Regions from separate parts of the Homo sapiens genome. Here all the other regions are linked to region 3. A link is a loop called in an ENCODE intact Hi-C map of the cell type or tissue named here. Cell type or tissue: GM12878. All regions are shown on one strand.

The links. Peaks named below come from ENCODE experiments on the same cell type or tissue, not always from the same donor. Only the 100,000 strongest peaks of a DNase experiment are listed, where the experiment ranks them.
Region 1: a loop joins it to region 3, with 3 times the contacts of the local background. A loop is called at or near these places in 4 of 110 quality-filtered maps.
Region 2: it touches region 3 in a loop (3-fold over the local background); 2 of 110 quality-filtered maps call a loop at or near these places.

The regions. Positions count from the first base shown.
Region 1 is chr4:10,666,559-10,674,558 of GRCh38, reverse strand. It overlaps CLNK (cytokine dependent hematopoietic cell linker), which reads left to right. Exons shown (of 19, transcript NM_052964.4): 2 at 6,648-6,700. The coding sequence starts at 6,690. Among named protein-coding and RNA genes, the nearest start is that of CLNK, 14 kb to the left of the region's middle. RefSeq lists enhancers at 264-333, 3,142-3,251. In GM12878, no CTCF peak of the experiment used is centred here; DNase peaks (open chromatin) are centred at 558 and 3,028; H3K27ac peaks cover 2,547 bases.
Region 2 is chr4:10,951,681-10,959,680 of GRCh38, reverse strand. No RefSeq gene overlaps it. Among named protein-coding and RNA genes, the nearest start is that of LINC02498, 220 kb to the right of the region's middle. RefSeq lists a silencer at 1,002-1,296. In GM12878, no CTCF peak of the experiment used is centred here; a DNase peak (open chromatin) is centred at 4,700.
Region 3 is chr4:10,727,648-10,735,647 of GRCh38, reverse strand. It overlaps a transcript of CLNK not described here. Among named protein-coding and RNA genes, the nearest start is that of LINC02498, 5.9 kb to the left of the region's middle. RefSeq lists a silencer at 3,239-3,288 and enhancers at 7,772-7,821, 7,972-8,000. In GM12878, no CTCF peak of the experiment used is centred here; DNase peaks (open chromatin) are centred at 3,147, 3,813, 4,897, 5,384 and 1 weaker place; H3K4me3 peaks cover 1,196 bases; H3K27ac peaks cover 5,400 bases.

The sequences.
Region 1 (8,000 bases), 61 kb after region 3:
ATTTTGGATCCCCAAAGAGTTCCAGGTCAGGGTTAATAAATTATATGGGAACTGTATTAATGAAATGAAAGCACAGAGTTCCAACCCAAAGTAAATTCATTATGAGCATATTCTGGCCCTTTTGCCTAGGCTTTAAGCCCTGGTATACACTCAGGCAATTTTATTGCCCATGTTGGCATTTGCAATTAGATTTGCATTGGCGTCTAGCACTCAGTACAGTGGTGTTTTTTCTTGTTGGAGAAATAAGCTGGCATCATGAAAACAGGCAGCCTCTCCTTGTGGACTCCTGGAGGACCCTGGGCTCCTTTGTACCTCCACACTGCTCCACCCAACACGTCTCCTTCTGCCTGGTCCCTCCCTGACAGTGAGTCCCTGAAAGTAGGGTGTGGTCTCCTCTTGATACCTTCAGAGCTTCCTTCAGCTTCCCCACAGCAGAGTCGACTCTGGACCTATTAATATCACCCATGCCAAGTGCCCTGCTGTGACTCCGGGTTCCACAAGCAAAACTGACAGATGACACCTCAGTGTCATTCCTTTGACAGAGAGAGCTATGCATGGGCTTTATTTCTGTGGCTAACCAGGAAGAGAAACTGAAATAATTGCTACAGAAAGTGAATGCACACACACCATGAGTTGTGCTCCATTTCTGGGGCATTCCAGCTTCTCAAGGTCTCCGAATCAAGGCAAGAAGATGTTGCATACTCTTTGATCTGGGTCAGATCTTGAAGTAAGACCTGTTGGAGAAAGACCTGCAAGGCTGACGCTCCACAGCCTACAAGTCCTGCCTCCCCTTCCATTATCATAGTCCATGTGGGAGTTGGGGTTACTTCTTTTTTTATTAACATTAGTTATTTCTCCTAATACTATCACTCCCCCAGACCCCCCACCCCCTGACAGGCCCCAGTGTGTGATGTTCCCCTCCCTGTGTCCATATGTTCTCATTGTTCAACTACCACCTGTGAGTGCGGACATGCAGTGTTTGGTTTTCTGTCCTTGCAATAGTTTGCTGAGAATGATGGTTTCCAGCTTCATCCATGTCCCTGTAAAGGACATGAACTCATCCTTTTTTATGGCTGCATAGTATTCCATGGTGTATATGTGCCACATTTTATTAATCCAGTCTATCACTGATGGACATTTGTCCTATTCAACGTAGTGTTGGAAGTTCTGTCCAGGGCAATCAGGCAAGAGAAGGGGAGTTGGGGTTACTTCTGAGGGGAGTTGTGGTGAAGCTGGGTAAGAACCTGTTCCATAGAAAGCTGTGTAGATCCCTCTGGGGCATATTTTTCCCTGTGTTCCCATAATACCTTATGCTCTATGCTCTCTAATTCCTAGGATCTGGAACGTGACTGGCACATTGTAAAGCCTCATAAATAGTTGCAGATACAGTAGTAAACTCTACCCTGTACAATTGCAAGAGCCTGGACTTTACTTCTTCACTGCCTATAAATAAGACCTGAGAGAGAAATTGATGCTTGACATGATTAGAAAACTTTTCCATGATCAAATTGTTAAAATCTTTGGATGTGATAGGTTTTTTAAAAACATTCCGCTAAAAATTGACTCAGAAATAATTCTAAGTGTATGGAGGATTATTTACAAGCAGTGCCAGTTCCTAAATGTCTATTTAAGATGTGTTTGGAACAGCAAGGTGAATGAACATGTGATTATTTGGTGCTTTCCATAAGAATGAGAAAAATCGGTGTGTTCACTGACAAGCTGCCAGTCAGTGGTGCTGGGTAGATGGAGATGGGAATAGACTGACACTCAAGTCCACTCCCTTCTGCCTCCCTGCCTGTTAAAATATCTGGGACATTTAGACAATGTCCATACCTGGGCTTTTCCCTAAAACAATTGAATCAAACTTTCTGGGACATTATATTTTTTAAGGTTTCCAGATAATTCCAAAGCATAGGCGGGTACAAGATTCTATGATTACATCAGTGGTTATTAGCAGATGCTTACCTAAAAATGCTTACCTAAGCATCTTTCATTTCTAACTAAGTGCCACTTTAAGGCACTTAAAGTGATATAAGGCATTTAATTAATCTTCAAGTTCAGATTCATATTAACCACTATTTCCCCCATGTCTTAGATATGGTATTTTTTCATGTAATCTTCATAAGAGTCCTAAGGGTAGCTGTTGTATTACCCGTATTTTACAGATAAGCACACGGAGGCTCAGAATGGTTAAACAGTTGTCCCAAAGCATAACTGTGAGAAACAAACTCACCTGTTCAAACCCAGAGAATGGACTCACAGATCCAGAGAACGCAAAAGTGAGACTTTCAATGGCAGTCTTGCAAGATCCAGTGTCTGGCATGCACTCACACCTAGCACAGTTTCAACAAGCAATTTATCCCATAGTGCGCAGTTCCCTCCCCCACTTCCTCGTAGTCTGAGTACTATGGGGTCACAATCTTCCCTGACATTGCCTATTGATTGTTAGGCAGGAACTTTAGGTGGTTTTTTTAGGGTTGTCTTGGTGCATTTTTGTCGCAGCCCACAATGCATTGCAATCTTAGTTAGCTTAGGGGCTCTTTAAGTATTTGACTTACGACCTAAGTAGCTGCGTAGGCTGATAAGAAGAGACAAAGCGAGCTATTTTGCGTACTAGCAAACTTTTATCTTAGACTAAGCTTCTTTAGTTCAGGTGAGGGCAACTAAGTTGGGGGGAAGCTGTTTCTTCTATAGTTTGCTGACCTAAGCCAATTCAAGGCACTTCGTCTTGGAAATGGATCAGGGTATACATTATTTCCTTTATAACTAAAACTTGTTTGGTTTTGTATAAAATGAGGATCATAAAACAGACCCTATGAGGTTACTGAGGTGGGGAGATGGGGGATATATAACAGGTGATCTGTGTTCACTGCCTTGTCTTTGAAAATGCACACATGAGGAAGGGAAGGGCCTTGTATTCTCTATAATTTATTACCTTCAAAAAGCCAGGGGACATAAGACTCTTTCTGACTGACTTCACCACATCCTTTGCACGATGGCTAAGATTAGATCAGAGTATGGTGCTTTCAAGGTGTCAGCCATTCTGAGTAGAGCACAGCTGTTTCCCCTGTAGAATGCCATCTCTTCTGTCTTGCTGATGACACTTTGTGGCTAACTCAGTCTCTGGTAAGGGTTGCCAAGGCCTCAAATTCTGCTTTCTTCTTTTTTTTTTTAGATAGAGTTTCACTCTTGTTGCCCAGGCTGGAGTGCAGTGGTGCAATCTTGGCTCACTGCAGCCTCTACCTCCCTGGCTCAAGCAATTCTCCTGCCTCAGCCTCCCTAGTAGCTGGGATTATAGGCGCCCACCACCATACCCAGCTCAGTTTTTGTATTTTTAGTAGAGACGGGTTCCACCATGTTGGCCAGGCTGGCCTCGAACTCCTGGCCTCAGGTGATCCAGTCGCCTCGGCCTCCCAAAATGTTGGGATTACAGGTGTGAGCCACTGCATCTGGCCTCAAATTCTGCTTTTTAAAATGTCAGAAGAGTTTGGGATCTCTCTATAATATTTTTAAACTCTTATACAATAAAGTGCTTGCATCTCTCAAAAGCTACTAATATTTTTAACTTTTATTCAAATTTCAAAATACAAGTCTAATAAGCACTGATATTACCAATCAAATAATATACAGAGGTTTACATATAAGGCAAAAATTAAGGATTCCTCCCTGATCCCTTGCGTTTCCATCCCTGCTATCCTAGGTGTTAGCAATTTGGCAGAATCTCCTGCAATTTGGCTCTGCACAGAGCTCTATTGGAGAAGACAATAAAATATAAGAAATGTAATGACATACTCTAACTTTTGAAACCATTTTTGTCACCAAATATTGATGGATTGTATTTTTTTTTAATGAAACTATTTCCATTTCTTTGAGCTGAAAAAGACCTATTTGGCCTAAGCTGCTCATTTTTCAGGTGAAGAAACGAAAGCCCAGAAAGCTCCAATGCCTTACTCAAAGCTGCACAGTGCATGGCAGGGCTGGGGCTGGAAAGCAGCTTCATTGGCCACCTTGCCAGAACTCTGATTTGAGGCATAAGCCTTGCAGGGAACTGTTCTGCATCTGTGGTCCCCTTACTCTGTACACAAGAACTGGCCAAGATCCAGGCACACAGGGAGCTGTCCGTAAAGACTAGTTTATTTTGTCCCATTTCGATGCTACTTAATGCATTCTGAAGAATGAAGTAGCTGTATAAGCAGCTATCATTAAGTGGTAGATACTCTTAAGGGATGGGGGATGGATTTGTCCTGTATGACTGTAATCAAGTAATTTAATCTCTATAAATACTAATATTCAAAAATTGTCATCAATAACCCCACATACCCAAATATAACATGACTGATGCTAAAGCAACTTGCAAACTTTGCTTTGCTATGCAAGTAATTGCATATCCGTGTTTCATAACATTTCATAGTTTGTAAGACATTTTCATATGTTTCAGTTTATTTCACACTTAAGACATGCTGTAAAAGAAAGATATTGATACTACTATTTATAAACTAGGAGGGTCCAAGTGTTCCTTCAAGGCCACACGGCTAGTTAATGGCAGCACTGGAACTGAACAGAGGTCTCTCAACTTCCAGTCCAGGACCCTTCCAGTATTTGATGTGCATTCTTTGTATTACACTGATGAAAGTTCAAGTCCCCTTCCCCACTGCCATGATGGAAATGACTTCCAAATGAGACCATGGACTAGACACTCTACACACTGCCACAGTGGGCCATCAGTGAATGAAAGCCTAACAGCCGCCTCCCCTTTCCCTGCTGTCAATATTGACCTACAAGCATAAGACGAGGGGATGAGGCTGGTGGGTGAGGGCAGAGGAAAATACACAGGGTATCAGAGGACATAGAGCTTGGTTCAAGTTCTTTAGTATGGGTTATGAGTATGGGTTGAAGATCACACAGTTGAAGTTCAGATCCCATCCCTTAGCATGCATGATCCTTGATCATCTCAATCCAAGGGACCTTCCCTCATTCTTTTTCATGTACTACCAACATCCCAGCTACCAACCCTTCCAGTTTCACCAAAATGTGCAAAGCCACTCTGGCACAATATACATTGTAACATCTTCACACCTTTGCGCATGATGCTCCATTTGCTTGGAACACCTCCCTTAATTTTGAGCCCAGAAGACCCAGACTTACCTGGCAAGACAAAGCTCAAGTATTATCTCCTCTATGAAGATCACCCTGGCTGGCTCTCCAAGACAGAGTTAGGATTTGTTATGTTTTGTTTTACAATTATCTGTTTTTTGCAAAACATTTTAATAAGAGGAGGGATGTCACGGAGGGATGCAGGAACTATACTATACTTAGTTTTAGAAGTGGCTTAAGGGCAGGGACTGTGTCTCACTGGGCACAATATTTGCACAAAGTACATTTTCAGTAAATGGTAGTTTCCCAGATGGATGAGTGAATGAATGGATAGATGAATGGCAGAATATACTAAAAATGCCGAAGGCTCAGTGGGGTGCCATATGCTGACAGGTTAGGAAATGGAAATTTCTGGGTCCTCTGGACCTCAGCTCTTATTGCGGGATGGGTGTTCTCGGTCACATAATTAAATCTTCCTGGGTATCATTGTCTAACTGTAAAACCCACTCTCTACCCTATTCCTCTCATCTGGGAGCCCAGGGAAGCTGATAGATATAAAACCATATTAACAGCTCCTCGCCCTTGGCTTTCTGTTGAGTTTGGCCAATGGGAGATGGCATCAGGAGATCCAGGGCAGAGGGAGCGTGAGATGGGGATTTTCATTCCACCCAACACAGCTCCCTCCCTGCAGGTCCCACAACTGAAAGCCACAGCTCCTCTACCCGCAACCCAGAAAGAGAGACCTGTCTCTGTGTCCCAGTGCCTACCTGGTCCCCAAATCCCTCCAAGCCCAGGCATGTGACAGCGCCCTTTTGTTACCACTCCCAGATACTTCACTGTCTTCTGTGGATTCCTTCTACCCTGCCCACACCTTTTAAATGGTCTCTTTATTAAGCTGTTCTCAAATTACCCAATTTGAGAGTGTCATCTGTTTCTTGCTGGAACCTCAGCTGATATCCTTTACACCTCTCAGGGCCTTTGAGTAGATTATATGAGATCATTGATACGAAGCCCTTACTGAATACTCCCAGGGTCTCTGCTGCTAATTTATATGGTAAATAACACTAATAATCTTTACTATGTGGGTGAATACAAGGCTCAAATAAAATGTTGCATTCTACGTAAAGTGATATAGAACTGTAACTTGCAATAAATATTTTATGGTAAAGCCACATTTGGAAATGAAAAGCACCCTTTCTGCATGCTCTGGCTCAGAGGAGAGCCAGCCAAGCCTGGCTAACGTGCCCTCGGTGCCCAGGGGAAGCACACAATTGCACGCCAGGGAAAACCAGGCTCAGTTTATGTTTGCTCAGCTCCCGGGGGCAGATGGGATGAATGCTGACAGAAAGAGGACAGCCTGTCAGAGAAAGAAATCCCCTCCCCAACTGTGTTCCAGAAATAAGCCAATTCTTGACCTGGATTGATTCTCTTTCTGTCATTTCCTTTAAACCAGCACCTGTATCCGATTTTAACAAGCAGCAACAGTGGCTTGTTCCCCAGAATTAAAACATGATGTGGAAGTTCCAGTAACGCGTTTGCTTTTGTTTCCACAGGCTGAATTGAAGATCCCTCTTACCCGCCAGGTGCCAAGAACTATGAACAGGCAGTAAGTACCGTGGGATCACTGTGAGCCCCAGTTCCCTTTTCTTGGTGGGGACAGGAGGTGTTTTCTGGAAGATGAACTGAGAAATGATGCCAATGTGGCCGCCCATGGAAAAGGGATTTCCTGAGAGGCCATGGTTGAGATTGTGGGCTTTGGTGTTCAGAACACTCCTCTTTCCAGTAGCAGCATTTTCCCATGGACAGAGCATTTGCTGTCACCCAGCATGGGTGTGTGGTGGGCAGGGACAAGATATCCGAGCACCATGATGCTAGAAGGGCACCCAGACAGTTTCCACCCATGGGTGTGAAGGAATAGGTAAAAGGACAGTGGTTTGTGTGCTTTTTCCCACAGGAGAAAGCCTGGAGTCCAACTTTCTCTTTGTGGACACCAAAAGTGGTGTGGTCAGTCTGAGACACCGAAATTTGTGCCTGATTAAAAAAAAAAATGCCATCCCTGATGTCTATAGTATAGTAAAAAAAAAAAAAAAATTAGCAGGACTCAAAAGTTTAAGAAATATTTATAGTGAAAAAAAAAGACTTTGAAATTGGCAAAGTTTGGTGGACCAGTTTTAAAATTAATCTCCTTATCTATTTATTTGCTTTATTTTACCAGTCAGAAAGGTAGTTTTGTTATTCCTCTTTGGTGTGAAAAGCAGAGTGATAGTATTAGAAAGAGCAGGAGTTTCAGAGTTAGGTAGGCCAGACCTACTTTAACTCCCTTGCCCTGTCATTTTACATCTGTATGATACTGGAGAATGATGATATCCTTACCCTCTGGATATGCAAGAAGTTCCTTAACCCTTTGAAAAGCAGAATCTGACTCAGGGAGGAGGACTGCCTGGTTTCTGGGTGGATGTCCTGATCCTAGCGGGAGGCTAGGGGACTGCAATGACTGTACCTCGCAGGTGGGCACTGGCTGGAGGGCTCTGGTCCAAGAGACAGAGAGAGTAGCAGGTGCTGTGACAGCCCCGGTATCTCAGCTACCCATGGATGCCCACAGGTGTCCAGGTGGAGCCACCTGACTCACAGCCAAGCCCATGGGATGGGAAGGCTGGAGCTTCTGCTCTTCCTCTTGCCATGAAAAGCACAGCAGGAGCTCCCTGGCACGTAGTCCACAGATGGGCTCCTCACCCGAGTGAGAATTAAGCTAATCAAGCATCCCTTCTTTGCCAGGAGTTGTGACCTCCTTTTCCTCCCCGATCCTTACAGCAGGACTGGGTGGCAGGTATTACTAGCTCTTCTTGGAAAATTAGCTTCTTCATCTAAATGACTTGTCTGAGATGGCTCAGAGCATTGAGATGAAG
Region 2 (8,000 bases), 220 kb before region 3:
CAGCATTCTTTCCCCCTGTTGCTTCTCTGGGCTTGGTTATTCACTTTGCTGATCACCTATTAGAATCCTTTAGCATAAAAGATCCCAATGAGTGTCCCAATGCTCAGCCATAGTTGAAAGCTACTGATGTGCATGATCACTGAAGTAGCATGTGGCTGGAGGGGTTTGAGATGTCCTTGGCCATCCTCTAGGGCAATTTGCGATTCTGACAGAGCAACAAGACCTGAATTACCCCCCACCCCTTTCCCCTCTCTGTGAGTCTGTGAGTCTTACTCGAAATTCCATGGCCCCTAAGTTTCTCCCTGCTTCACTGGGCCCGTAGTATATGTCTCCTTTTCCCCTAAGTTATTTTTCATGTCAGCTATTTGGTTTATGCAGCTCTCCACAGAACAGGACATTTGCAAAAGTAGAAAGCACCACAGACAGGTCAGAGCTTCTTTTCATTCATTTGGATTTGCCCCCAGCCCAGGAATCCTACTTATTGGTTGTATTAAACTAAATGTAGCCTAAAGCTGCCCCCTTACATATTTTAAATTGTGCCTAAAGGTTTCTCTATACACAGTGAACTGAAATCTAACTGGGTATACAAACAGACCATAACCTACTTTTGTGCCAATCACTGAGTTTAGGCCAATCACAGATGGTTAACTGTTCAAACTGTGTTCAAATAAGGCCAACTTTAAGCTATAACCTATCCAGCTGTCCCTGTATCTCATTTCTGTTTTCTGTATGTCAGTTTCCTTTCTCTTTCCATAAATCTTATACTACAGAGCAGCACCAGAGTCTGTTTCGGGAGGCTACCTGATTGCAAATTGCTCCTTTGCTCAAACAAACTCTGTTAAATTTAATTTGTCTAAGATCTTTCTTCCAACAGTTGATTGCAAAAACTTGGGGGTAATGGCATAATCCCAAAGTTTTCCCTAAACTAGCACCATCCCCTTCCCCCCTGCCCCACCTCATGGCCTCTTTAAGAAGCAGGAGAAAGTTATCTGCTAGGGGAAGTAAAAGTGAGCTCCGCATAACAAAACTCTCTTTCTCTCTAGGAGCTGACTCTGCCCTGCTCCTTCCTTGTGTCGTTCTTGACACTTAGCTCATTTGTTCAACAAACTTCTGTTAAATATCTTCTTATGTGAGCCTAAGGAATGAATAAATTCCTCTGTAGCAGCCTTGACCTCAGAAAAGGTCGAGGCCAGGCATTCCCTAGTACACACTAGTGGGTCAGGAGCAAATAAGAAGGTATTTGTGACTCTTCTTCAACCCAATCCAATTTCCTCATCAGAAATTGCCTCTTTTTCAGCTGTTAAGGCGGGAAGTATCCAACAGCAGGAGCTCTGATGGGGAGAATGGGCTTGTTTTTTATTACATTCCTCCCATTCCAAGGTGGGAAACCAGAACATCACTACGATAGAGTGATTCTGCTCTTTGGGGTAGGAGGGCTGCTCAGAACTCAAGTATTGTTCTGTATAAGGGGAGTAGAGCAATCTTGTGCACAGACTCGTTTTCTCTGTGCCTCAGGAGGCCATGTGGGTTGGTACACAGAGTCTGTTGGAGATGAGTATCCAGCACCTCAACATAAACTAGCCATTATGTGTTGGCCTCTCTCGGGTGCTTACATTATAGACATTGTACATATAATTTAAGGCATCCGAGAACTTCCAGAAGCCAAGGAATGGATGGGTGCCCAGTTAAGAAGACTTATTCTAGATGTAATTGTGGATTTATTGAAATCATCTTCCAAATTCTGCTTTATCTAGGATAAGTATTATTGCATTTATTTGAAGTTCAAATTAGGCGCCTATGTCATTTATTTTGCATGTGTATACACAATTCTAATTTTTTGGTCTGGTTTGGTGTTTAAGGAGAAGCAGCATGATAGGGAAGAGCAGTTTCTCCCTGGACAGGTCTTCAGCAGAATCTGCATTCAAGTCCTGATTCCACTGAGCCACTTCACCAATTGGGCCTTCATCTTCTGCTGAAGAGGAATAACATCCAGTCCAGTGCGGGCACTGGTTGCAGTGCCCATTGTGGGGCCCATACCTGCCCATTGTGGTTAGTTCCAAAAGTAAAAGTGCTTTAGAAAGATTAGAATATCATTAAAATGTTAAAAAAATTGTTGTGATAATTTTATTATTCTTGTTTCTGGGAAAATTAGCTCTTAAACCAGAAAATCTAATGTCATATAAAAGTAGAAGAGGCTAACCAATGATAAAAGCATGGGATTTTTATAGTAACTTCAAGTGTGTATGAGGGTATGTGTTTCTGTATGTGTGTGTGTGCGTGTGAGAGACAGAGAGAGACAGGCAGAGAGAGAGAGAGAAAGGCAGAGAGAGAGAGAGAGAGATGCTTTGCTGAAAATTCAGAGATGCATCTACAATTGGCTAATGACCTTCCACAGACAGTTTTTGCAGGCAGAGGCGTTAAATAGCTTTACTGAATTTAAGTGTGGTGAAACCTTACAAATATAGAAATAACCCCTAGCGCCTGTACATGTTGGAAACTGTTATTATTATAAGCATCATCACATTTTATAAAAGCTGCAAACTAACAAGGCACCATTAATATTGTCAACTGAGCATTTGATTCTGACTCATTCATCATTTGTTCACGAATGTATATTTGCCTCTGAAAGTTTTAAATATACACACTTAGAAAACTGGTTTAAACAATACATACATGTTAGAGATTTCTATGCAGAACTGCATACATTGTTTTCTTTTTATTTTCTGTTTTTTTAAAAAAATATGTATACATTGTGTAATGGCTAAATTACTCAACTGAGCTAGTTTACATATACATAACTTCAGATACTAACATTTCTTGTGGTAAGAACACTGACAATTTACTTTCAGCAATATTCAAGAATAAAATACCTTGTTATTAACTATGGTCATCATGTTATAAAATAGATCTCTTGAATGTATTCCTCCTATCTAACTTAAATTGTATATCTTTTTGTTCGAAGAGGCAGTTGACCCATCAACGTATCCTCAACTGGATCCCCCACAGACCTTGGTAACCACCATTCTATTCTCTGTTTCTGTGAATTTAAGATTTTTTTTTTTTAGACGGAGTCTCGACTCAGTCGCCGAGGCTGGAGTGCAGTGGCACCACGTTGGCTCACGGCAACCTCTGTCTCCTGGGTTCAATCAATTCTCCTGCCTCACCCTCCCAAGTAGCTAGGATTACAGGCGCCCACCACCATGCCCGGCTAGTTTTTATATTTTTAGTAGAGATGGGGTTTCACCATGTTGGCCAGGCTGGTCTCAAACTCTTGGACTCAGGCGGTCCACCCGCCTCGGCCTCCCAAAGTGCTGGGATTAGAAGCGTAAGCCACCGTGCCTGACTGAATTTAAGATTTCTTTTTAGATTCCACATAAAAGTGAGATCATGCAGTATTTGTCTTCCTGTACCTGAATTATTTCACTTAACATAGCGTCCTCCAGGTTCACACATGCTGTCTCAAATGACATGATTTCTTTCTTTTCAAGGCTGAGTAGTATTCCATTGTGTATGTATAGCAAATTTTCTTTATCATTCCTCCATTGATGGACACCTAGTTTGATTCCATATCTTGGTTATTGTGAATAAAGTTGCAATTAACAGGGGAGTGGGATGTTTTTTGACATACTGAAACTAGAGCCTTATCTCACACCTTACATAAAAATTAACTCAAAATGGATTAAGGAATTAAACTGTAAAACTACTAGAGAGACATAGGGGGAAAGCTCCACAACATTGGTCTGGTCAATTACTTCTTGGGTATGACCCCTACAGCACAGGCAACAAAAGTAAAAATAGACAAACAACATTATATCAAACTTAAAAGTTTCTACACAGTGAAGAGAATAGTCAACAGAGTGAAAAGACCACCTACGGAATGGGAGAAAATATTTGCAAACCATGGATCTGACAATGGGTTAACATCCAAAATACATAAGAAACCCAAACAACTCAATAATAAGAAAACAAATAACCTGATTTAAAAATGGGCAAAGGAATTGAATAGACGTTTCTCAAAAGAAGACATACAAATGGCCAACAGGTATATAAATAAATGCTCAACACCACTAATTATGAGGACAGTGCAAATTAAAACCACAACAAGGTATCCTCTTACACTTGTTAGAATGGCTATGATAAAAGAAATTACAAAAGATAACAAGTGTTGATGAAGATGTGGAGAAAAAGGAATCCTACCACAATTTTCAAGGGAAATGCAAATTAGCAAAGCCATTATGGAGGTCCATAAAATTTTAAAAATAGAAATAGAACTATCATATAATCCAGCAATCCTACTACTAGGTATATATCCCAAAAAATTGAATTAGTATGTTAAAGAGATATCCACAGACTTTTCTGTACCAGCTTCCTCCACAGTTTCAATAGAGTGAATAAATGTGTCTACCTCTGAAGTTTCCCTGCAAGCTCTGACTTGCTCACCAGCACTGGGGCTGGTGAGTGCAGACCAGTTTTCTAAGGTCTAATTCCTATGAAGCTCTGATCCCATAATTCTCATGGAGGATCTTCTTCCCTAATTGAACTGCAGTATGTGCCTGTGTGTGTGTGTGTGTGTGTGTGTGTGTGTGTGTGTATTTGCATGTGCTTGCATAACTTAATTCTGACTCAGAGACAGGCTCTTCAGCATTTGTCACAGCCCCACTTCCCCCTCTCCTCTGTGAACTAGGCTATGAGAACATGATTGCTGTGGTTGGCCACAGTAGACACACGCTTTGGAGCTTACAAGAAACACTCAGCTGTGGTTTTCCTGATCTGAGTAAGAATGACATCTTTCAGGATCTACCTTTTGACTTGTGAAATAACTCCAACTAAAACTCCAGGGCCAATGAGAACAGGGAAGCCTAATGAAAAACTGGGTCCAAAAGCTAGTGTTTTGTAACTACAGCAATGATTCCTTCCTCCAGTGGGTTTGTATGCTTATGAAGCCATAGAAATGATCAAACTTTAAGAATAATAAAACTTGGCCCGGCATACTGACTCACGTCTTTAATCTCAGCACTTTGGGAGACCGAGGCGGGCTGATTAGCTGAGGCCAGGAGTTCGAGACCAGCCTGGCCAACATGGTGAAACCCTGTCTCTGCTAAAAATGCAAAAATCAACCAGGACTGGTGGTGCATGCCTGTAATCCCAGCTATTCAGGAGGCTGAGGCATGAGAATATCTTGAACCCAGGAGGCAGAGGTTGCATCGAGCCAAGATTGTGCTACTGTACCTGAGCCTGTGTGACAGAGCAAGACTCCATTTCAAAAAAAAAAAAAAAAAAAAGAAGAAGAATAAAACTTATACAGATATATAAGCCATATTTATATTCTAAATAAAATGTGTTATACACACATATCAGTTAGAGTTCATTCAGACTAACAGAACTTCTATGAATTTTACTGAAGTAGAGATTTATAAGAATTAGACCTTAGACAGCTGGTGTACCCTAGCCAGCCCTGGCATGGATGAGAGGGTCAGAGCTTGCAAGAAAATCTTGAAACTGGCACACCCAGCTGCTGAATTGGGACTGTAGAGGAGGCAGGTATAGAAAAGTCCATGGAAGCTTCTTAGCTTTTTATAGATTTATCTATTTAAATTTGCAGTAAAGCACTTTGGTGGTAGGTGGGGGGTCAGAGTGCTTATCAGGACCAGTGATCAGAAAAGAGAACTGGACACAGAGTGGGGAAGACAATGGACAAGCAGGAAACTCCTGGCAACCCTGCATTGGGCTCTCATCTCCTGTAGCCAGCAATAGAATTCAGCAGGTGATGACTGCTTCTTCCCTTTAACCTTCTCACAGGGCACACATTCATCCTCAGCTCCCTCCAACCTATAACCCTATATAGGGAAGAGGATGCTGTGACAGTCAGCTCCAGAGTAAAGAAATTGGCAAGAGATTCTAAATAATCTCATGGTCTGTTGCTCATCAACGAGGAGACTATAGTAGTGGATTTGCTGATTTAATTCTTCATTGAATAAACAGTCATTATACCTGTTACGAGTTAAGCACAAAAGTAGAGGCTGGGAACACAATAATTTAAAATATAAATCCTACCTTCAAGAAGTGCAAAGCCTAGTCATAAGTACAGATCTATAAACAGCAAAGTTCAGTAAGAGCTGTAAAGTTACAGTGTGTATGTGAAAAGTTAAAGGCTGCTTCCCTTCATGCTCACTTCTAGCTTTAACACTATTTGAAACTATAATTGTTTACCAATGTTTAATCAATATAAGCAGACATTAGCAAGATGATTTTTTTTTATCTTTCAAAGTGTTAAGATGGCTTCTCCATCCAATTCTGCAAGGGAAAGAAAAAAGAAAGGAAAGAAAGTGAAAGAAAGAAAGAAAGAAAGAAAGAAAGAAAGAAAGAAAGAAAGGGAAAGAAAGAGAGAAAGAAAGGAAAAGAAAAAGAAAGGAAGGAAGGAAGAAAGAAAGGAAGGAAGGAAGAAAGAAAGAAAGAGGGAGGTAGGAAGGAAGGAAGGAAAGAAAGAAAGAAAGAAAAGAAAGAAAGAAAGAAAGAAAGAAAGAAAGAAAGAAAGAAAGAAAGAAAGAAAGAAAGAAAGAAAGAAAGATTGAAGAAAAGGATGTGTTTAAAGAAGAGACACACAGCAATCTCAGCCCATGTGGATATGGTGCCATCCTGTTATATAAGACGCCCTTTGGGCTGCCCTGTTTGCAGGGTATGCATGTGTGCAGGGTACGCATGTGTACAGGCCTGGAAGTAGAAAGGGCTTTGACTCCAAATTCTTACATGCTAGAAATGCCTGGCCTGATCTGATTAACCCAGCATCATTGCTGTGTGCTAAGTAATCTCTAACAGTGGCCCCAATAGCCACTGGATAAACTCCCAATTCCCTAATATAGCATTCACAGTCTTTCTGAGTTCTACAGTACAGAGTCCAGTACATTTTCAACCTCATCTGCTAATGGTCCCACTGCTCACCTTACATTCTGCACGCATTGAAATACCTGCTGCTTTCCAAATGCAGCATGAGTTTTCATCTTTGTACTTTCCATCTGCCCATAATGCTTTCCAACCTGCTTCTGCATAGTGGCTTGTTTGTTCTCCAATCCCTGCTCAAATACTTTAGCCTCAGAAAGTTGAGAGAGGCTTGGATCAGGGAAATCTGGCTGCTTCTGAGCTGGTTTCAAGAGGAAGTGCCCTCACCCAACATCCAATGTGTCCACTGGCATTTGGGGCTCAGATTATTTCCCAAAGAACATAGAACAGGGATGCAAATCATTTATCTCCTGGATTCCAAAGATTTACCTATGGTTAGAAGGGCACAGAGGAAAGAAAATAATCAAAACTTCGTCTACTTCCCTTCAAAGTCCAAAGTTATAAAAGGTCTGATAGACTATAGTGACCCTGACCCAGGACACAGGAAGGACTGGGCAGCCCAAAGAGGAGTCTCCAAGAGAAGGGTCCAAGGGAAGTCCATGGGGCGGAGATGGGCAGTGAGTGCTGGTTTCCTCCCTAATATGCAGCCATTACTAAAAGCTGTCCAGATCAGAACTCAGGCACTGTGAATGCATGTCTTGGGGGAAAATGGTTAGATTGTGCAAATCTAAAACACTGTCCCATCGAAGATGTATCTGGAGGCCTAAACAGGATAGCTAAGCAGCACCCTAAAAGAAGAACTATCTCCCTGCCATGGCCTGGGAGGTGGGGCGGGAGGAACAGAAAGGAAGGCACCTGGGATACCAGAGCCAACAGCTCAGTGGGACGCACATTGCTGTGGGTTTTAGAACTTCAGCAGATGGTCAATACCAGCTGTGAGACGGTGGCCCTAGTGCAGCAAGAGCAGAAGGAGGGACTGTCTGTGGGGTTGGTGGCTGCAAACATAAACACTAAGGGCATTCAGTTCTCCTTCTATTAACAGTTTAAAGTAAGAACACAGGATCCGCTAACTGACCCCTAAGCCACATAGGTTAGACATTTGGTGAAGAAAAAAGCTGAGTTTATGCTATGTGAGTAAGTAGAGTTTTAAAGCCACTCTAATT
Region 3 (8,000 bases):
AAATCTCTAGAACTTATTAGTCTTGCATATATGAAAACTTATACAATTTTGTTCTACTTTTTAAACTTATTCATCCTTCAAATCTAGAGCTTAGTTCACCTCCCCTAGGAAGGTAAAATGTACCTTTCTCCTTGAGAAATGATCTACGTGTGTGTGTCTACTATTTACTGAAAGTCTGCACTATCTCTGCTTCTTTCATGAATTTCTGTCTTTGCATTTGCATGCTCCCAGAGTTCTATCCAATGGGTACCTTGGCAGGAAAGTGAGCTGAAATCCATTTGACTAGTTAGCTAGCTTATTCCAGGGCTATAAAACAACAGTCCCAGGGGCCTGTATGGTTGTCAGACATTTCTAATAGATCATAGTTCTCTTTCCTACTGAGCCAGCCCAGGATCTCAGAACTCTTTGTAAAGTTATGCTGCAGGCAACCACCACCAATCAATGTGAAATGGAATATGAACTTATTTTCATCAAAAGATTCCATGAAAACAGTGAGAAGGCAAGTCCCATCTTGGGAGAAGATATTTTCAATGGACATAACAAAGCATTAGCATCCTGATCTTACATAGAATGCCTCTAAATAAAGAAAGAAAAGAGATGGCACATTTGCCGTCTTCACTCTAGGAACATTCGGATGGGAGAAATCTTGAGTTTCCTGACCTCAGGGCTTACCCTTCATTGACATAAACAACAGGCACCATAGGAACATGTGACTGTTTGATGTCAACAGCAGGTGTGAGTCAGGCTTATGTGCCACCCGCCCCCGCCACCCACCTCAACTCAGCTCACCTGCTTTGTCCTAGAGCCAGCAGAGTCCAGGCTGCTGTTAACAACTTCATGTCCCCGTGGGTAGCAGGCAGGTGCTTCTGTCTGATCTGGCTCTCCTTGACCACTGTACTCATCAAATAGACCAAGATCCCCAGAGTCCAAGATCCTTACAAGGGGGCCAGAAAGGGATGAGCTTTCTGAAGAAGCACTGATGTAAAATACCAGGAATTTTGACATCGAAGAAGATTTTTGTGATGGCAGCTGGGATTTGGCCATAATCTAGAAGACACATGGTGAATACAGTTGCAAGTCATTTAGTCATATTTCTTGCTAAATTGCTGTGTCTTCAATGGTGAGTCTGTTCAACTTTACTTTTGTTATGCTTCCCTCAATCACGAAAAGGACAAACTTCTCAACAGACTGGTCCTGAGTAAAAGTGACCTGAATTCTCTGATAAAGAAGAGGGAAAGATTCGGCTGGGTAATGCCAGGTTTGTCTCACTTGACAGTACAATGTAACTAGTTTTGCCATAATGTTGTGAGAGGAGATATGTGTGGGCCCAAGACCAGAATGGTGGAACTATGCAATCAATCGTAGATTTATAGCATTGCATGCAACAAAATGCCCAGGTTTGGTGTCAGGAAGCCCAGGTTCAGGCTTTGCAAATCCTACGATTGGGAATCAGTTCCTTAACCTCTCTGACTTTTGGCTAACTTGATTATAAAACCACGTAAAGAAAGGCTTTTCATATGGTTGTTCTAGGGAAAAAAATGAGATAATGACTATAAACCTCACAGAAGTGCAGGCACATAGTAGATGCTTATTGAGTAGTGGTTTGTCTTCTCCTATTCCACTCCAAAGGAAAAAGAAGAGAAAAGAAAAGAAAAAGATATGTATCTCTAATGGGCCAGCTGGCCATAGACTAACTTTAAAAATGCACTCTTAGGAAGTAAACATTAGCAATATATATTCAGAAACGACTCTTCAGGAGAATGGCACTTATGTATGATGGATATGCAGGAATGTCAACTCTCTGGGGCTGGAACACATTGCTGCATTCTCTGTAGAACTCTAGCACTTAGTTCAGCAGCAACACAGAACTAATATTCTATGAAAAGTGATAAAAGCATCTCTGGACAAAATACAACAAGCTCCTATCAACTACAGCCAGCAAAAGAAGATGGACAGCATGGTGCCTGGCATATGGCAGATGCTCAGAATGAATAAATTAGCAGGACTTTGAAAAACACACAGATGCATGGCAAACCAGGTAGTGCATAAAATTAATAATCATAGAAAGCAATGTGCTATCATTCACTGAAGGTGCTAGGCACTTTGAAACACTCATTTTCTCAATACCTAACTTGGAAAAAAAGTCCCCATTTTATACATCAGAAAACTAAGACCAAGAGAGTTTCTCCAGCTTACCAAGTATAACATGGTTAATACATAATGAAGCAGGAACTTGACTGTCTCCAAAGGTGTTTTTCTTAAGACTCACCTGGCCCAGGACTGATGGGGACAAGATCTGAACGGGCAGTGAAGGGGGGAAGGTGGGCTGTTGTCATGAATGTCCGGGGTGGTGGTGACTTGAAGAGTTTGGTGACTAAGAGGTGGATTGTGGCACAGGGTTTATGGGCAGACGTGGGGGCTGTAGTGGCATCAGGGCTCTTGCCATGAAAGAGGTCTGGCAGAGGCACCCCCAAGACAGGCAGCTGAGGAGACAGGAAGCTGTGGCTATCACCTGGGGATAGGGGAAATAAAAGCCAATGCCATAATTGACAGCTATAACCGAAAGGGGGGCTTGGAATTGCTGGTGGATTATTTTCCCTCTACATTGAAGCTGCTCATTTGTCTTCTTAATCTTGGGTTGTGCTTTCTGAAATCTCCTGCACTAGAAATTTCCTAAAATGAAATGTCAGAGCCTTTACTGTCCTATTCACTCCCGCCAAAAGGGAGCAGCATAAATAATTCATATTATTCTCTTTAGGATCATGTTGGCAAAAATATATTAGCAGATATAATTGTCTGACACTTCAAGGAAGTGATGTTTTAAAAATAGGAACCCATGAGGAGGGAGAGAGAGAAAAAACACCTGACTCACTTGGCTTCCTGTGGCTATTTATTTTAAAGATAAGGCTTTTTTTTTTTTGGTCCTCGAGTTGCTGTCATATATATATTTATAATGTGCAACACACCTCTTCTAGGTTCTTAATTCATCAATTCTCACCTCTTCTGCCTCTCCTCTACAAGTTTAGTCTTTGATTGCCATGGAACTTCAGAGTTAGATGGAATGTAAAAGGCTAGTCCCCATTCAGAGCTTGAACCCCTGTCCTTGGGTGTTTACTCAAATTCAAACAAAACCACTCAGTGACAGTGGAAAACCCCCTCGTCTCACCACAGGACTTTTCCAAGTTCAGTCATACCATTTCACTCCTACTTAAAAACCTGTAGCTTTTTCACTTGTCATTAAGATGAAGTTCAAAAATCCATAACAGCCTTGCCAATCTCTCTCTCACCACAGGGCCTTTGCAGGGGCTGCTAGCTTTGTGTGCTCCTCAAATCCTGTTAAATCCGCCCAACCTTCAGTAATGTGCCAGATGTAGCTTAAATGAGCTCACAAAGACTGACTGTTAAATTTTCAGACATTTTATGAGCTGATTGTTCAACAGAGCTATTATTAAAAATGAAATTACATAAACTCATAAATATATTAAAAGCAAAGGTAATAAATATGCAAAACTCATTACTTTCTAATTATTTTCACCACATTGTACTCTATAATCTTGAGGTCATTTTTGTATAATAAAAATGCTATATGATGGTGGCTACTGCACTTGTCTTCCCAATTCCACATTCATATTGATTGCTTGAAATCAGCCATAATGAGGACATTTACAACATGAAAATCAGCAAACACTACTCACTAGGGCTTGTCCCCTGCCCCACCACTCAGAGAGACCGTTGCTAATCCTTTAGGAACAAACCACTGCTTCAAACTCACCAAACTTCAGACTACGTTAGATTTGCATGTGGTATGATTTCACAGGACTGAATTCCTTTCTTGCAAAGCCTTCTCTTTTTGTAGTTACACTTTAACAGTAACTGATACTACTACATGTATGGATTCTGCCCTCCATGAGAGCAGAATTCTTGACACATTTTGCACACCATGATGATATCGCAGCAACAAAAAGGATGCCACACTCATAAGAAATTATTGGTTAATAACTGTAGGGTAAATATCAAACTCAAATTGTTAGAAACATTCAACATGAGTGGAAATCTTCAGCCCCTTTTAAGAGAGAATAACAAAATATCTTAACAGATGAAAGAGAGTTCCTCTTAGGAAGAATCTGTCTTTCTTTGAAGTAACATTCATAAGTTGAGGTTATAGAAAAAGCCTGAGAATTGTGATTACCAGAAACTAAGGAACAAAAGATGTGGCTAAAAACCCCTGCATGAGAGGAGAGGAATGGGTAGCCCGGTGGCATGAGACTGGAGGACTGGGAGCCCCGAACCACCCGGGGAGAAATCCCCTGTGGTTGCATTGCGAGAGACTGTCTCAGAAAAAGAATATCTGATAGTTCATTTGAAGTTTTTGTTGATGAGAAGTAAATAATTCTTTTTCTAAAACTAATACATAATGATTGTGCAAATTTCTGGAGAAGTTGGTTAATGGGTACAAAAAAACAGTTACATAGAAGGAATATGGTCTAATGTTTGATAGCACTGTGTGATGACTATAGTTCACAATAATTTATGGTATATGTCAAAGTAGCTAGAAGAGAACATATGGAATGTTCTCAACACAAATGATAAATGTTTGAAGTGCTGGATATTTTAAATACCTTGATTTGATTATTACACATTGTATGCGTGTATCACAATGTCACGTGTACCTAAGAAATCTGTAGCTTTCCTTCCTAACTAAACCTTAGTAAAGTCCACACACAAAAAGATGTGTGTGTGTGTATGTGTGCATGTGAGTGTAAATTAATTAAGCGAATGAATTCCATGCTTGAGATGGTACCATGGGGAATAGATACAGTATGCATGTGATGGTTAAAAAAAACCCTCATACACTGAAATGGTTAAACGTACATATGAGTTGTAAACCAGAGGTGACCACAATGAAGTAAGAATAGACCCATATGAAACTCTCAGTAGTTCTGGAGTTTCCAGTACATGAGGCATGTACGATTTTGATCGGTTGGGTTTTTTCCCTTTGATCTCAACGTGCTGGGAGATTGGGAACATGTATTTCAGCGGTGGTTCTATTTCTAAATCTATAGAGTAGGACATACTTCACTTGTAGTTGCAACTCCCTTTTGAGGTAGGGGAAAGGGAAATTTGGAGCCACCCAGAAATGTATTCAAATGCAAGATTAAAAATTCAATGTAGAGTTCAAGGTCATTATATTTATCCAGCAAGAACCAATGAAGGCTGAATGGGAATGAATAGTAGGCAGATTTTCAGATATATTTTGGAGGGAGCACAATCAGTACGACTTGACAATAGACCAACATTGAAGGTGAGGGAAACAGATGAGTCATATAATGACTCTCAGAGTTGAGGGCATGCTGGTATCACTTAGTGAAATGGGGGAAAACTGCAGGAGCACCACACCATGGAAGGAAATTCTTTACAATGTGAGGTTCAATGGTGCAGTGATGAGCCAGGGTGGCCGCAGATGGTGGCTATGCAGACCGTGAGCTTGCCAGGTAGGTGCCCAGAAACACTCATGATGCAGTGGCGTGACTAGGGCCCCACAGCCACTGCCAACACAGCCACTGGCCATATCTTTTGGCTTTTAATCATCACCTCACATTGTGCTACTCAGCATCCTGTTGGTTTCTTTGGATAAACTTAGAGGTTTGATTCATATAAATCAGTGTCTATATTTCAAATCCATTTGTTTTTCAAAAACAAATGGCAGTAAAAGTATTGTCTTGATACTGAATATAGTAACCGTTCTGGAAAATTTCCAACATGCATCTTTTGTGATCTTTCATATTTGCAAGAATTATACCTTAAACATTTAATGAAACGTGGTCAAGTAAATATCATGGGGAAAAAGTTAATGGGCAGGTAATTATACATAAATTATATGTTTCAAACTTTTGCAACGTTCCTTACAGTTCTTACAGTATAGAGGTTTAAGGGACATCAAGAGCAAACCATGACAGTATTTGACTTTCCATTTCTGATTGTTTCACTTGAGATAATGGCTTCTAGTTTCATCAGTGTTGCTTCAAAAGGCATGATTTCATTCTTTGTTATGGCTGAATAGTATTTCAGTGTGTGAGTGGGTATGTGTGGGTGTGGGTGAGTGTGTAACATTTTCTTTATTTATCCCTTGATGGACACTGAGGTTGACACTTTGCTCTCGTGAATGGTGCTGCAGTAAACATGCAAGTGAGGGCCTGTTTTTCAAATAACAATTTATTTTCTTTTGGGTAGATACTCAGTAGTGGGATTACTAGATGAAATGGTAGTTTTGTTTCAGTTGTTTGAGAAATCTCCATACTGTTTTCCATAGAGGCTGTACTAATTTACATTGCTACTAACAGTATATAAGACTTCCCTTTTCTCCACACCCTCTCCAACATCTGTTATTTTTTGACTTTTTAGTAATAGCCATTCTGACTGGTGTAAGACCAGTAAAAGACAATCCAGACCCTAAATTAAAAGGTACAGAGTGCCAAACAGGACACAAAGAGAAAAATTCAGAAGAGGAAGCAGCCATTCTCACTTAGCAATGATCCAAAGATTTGAGTATGAGATATTAACAAGGATTATATATTATCAGGAAATTAACAGAAATCATCATATAAAACATGCATCTGGGTTGAAGTTCATGGCAAAAGATATGATTCCACAGAATAATTAATTGCTGTATAAAGTGATCAAACTTGGATACGTTTAAACATACAAGTCAAGAATAATATCAAAGGTATATGCTAAAAATATAAGAAAGGGGCCGGGTGTGGTAGCTCACACCTGTAATCCCAGCACTTTGGGAGGCCAAGGCGGGCAGATCACGAGATCAGGAGATCAAGACCATCCTGGCTAACTAACATGGCGAAACCCCGTCTCTACTAAAAATACAAAAAAAACAAAATTAGCCAGGCGTGGTGGCAGGCGCCTGTAGTCCCTGCTATTCAGGAGGCTGAGGCAGGAGAACAGTGTGAACCCGGGAGGTGGGAGATGGCGCCAATGCACTCCAGCCTGGGTGACAGATGGAGACTCCGTTTCAAAAAAAAAAAAAAAAAGAAAGAAAGAAAGAAAGAAAGAAAGGATACATCACACACAGATCAGTGACCACTGAGGTGATGGCAAACCTGCAGCAGTTCTTTGGTAAAGGTACCTGTTGACCAAGGGGAAGCCAAGAGATTTTGCTTCAGGCATCATGTCATGTTATTTCTCAACACTAAGGTCAACTATTATAAATGCTTTTAGCTACACACACACACACACACACACACACACACTCTTTAGAATAAAATGTTGCTTTGTTCCTGTTTGTTCTTCACAATAGAACAATGGAACACCTAATTAAAAACTCATGGTATTTGTGTATTCTTCTAAAAACGTTTGGCAAATATTGTTTTTGGGGAGACAAGAGAGGTTTTGTGAAGGAGTTGCATCATGGTTTCTCAGTGTCATCACTCCTGACATTCAGGGCTGGATAATTCTTTGTTGTGCTGAGCTGCCCTGGGCTGCCCCTCGCACTGTAGGATGTTCAGCAGTAGCCCTGGCCCCATCAGTAGATACCAGAAGCCTTTCCCCAGTTCTGACAACCAAATATGTCTCCAGACATTGTACGATACCCTCTAGGAGGCAAAATATTTTTAACGTAAGACTGTTTTCGTGTCTATCCATGTGTACCTCTAATTTGGTGGTTCTCAACCTTGAGCACAGTATGCAGAATCCCCTAGAGAGCTTGTTAAAAAAAATTGCTAAGCCCCATCTTCAGATTTTCTGATTCACTAGAACTGGTTGGGGCCCAGGAATATGCACTTCTTATAAGTTATCAGATGATTTTGATGTCACTGGTCCTGGAACCACTGTTCTAGTTTATTTCTTCTCTCTGCTGCCTGGTGTTCCATTATTTACATCTCCAGTATTTTACTTATTCGTTGCTCTAGTGTTGGACAGCTTGGCTGTCTCCACTTCCCTCTTCTCACGAACAAGGCTGCAGTCAGCATTCTGATGACTGTCCCCTCACC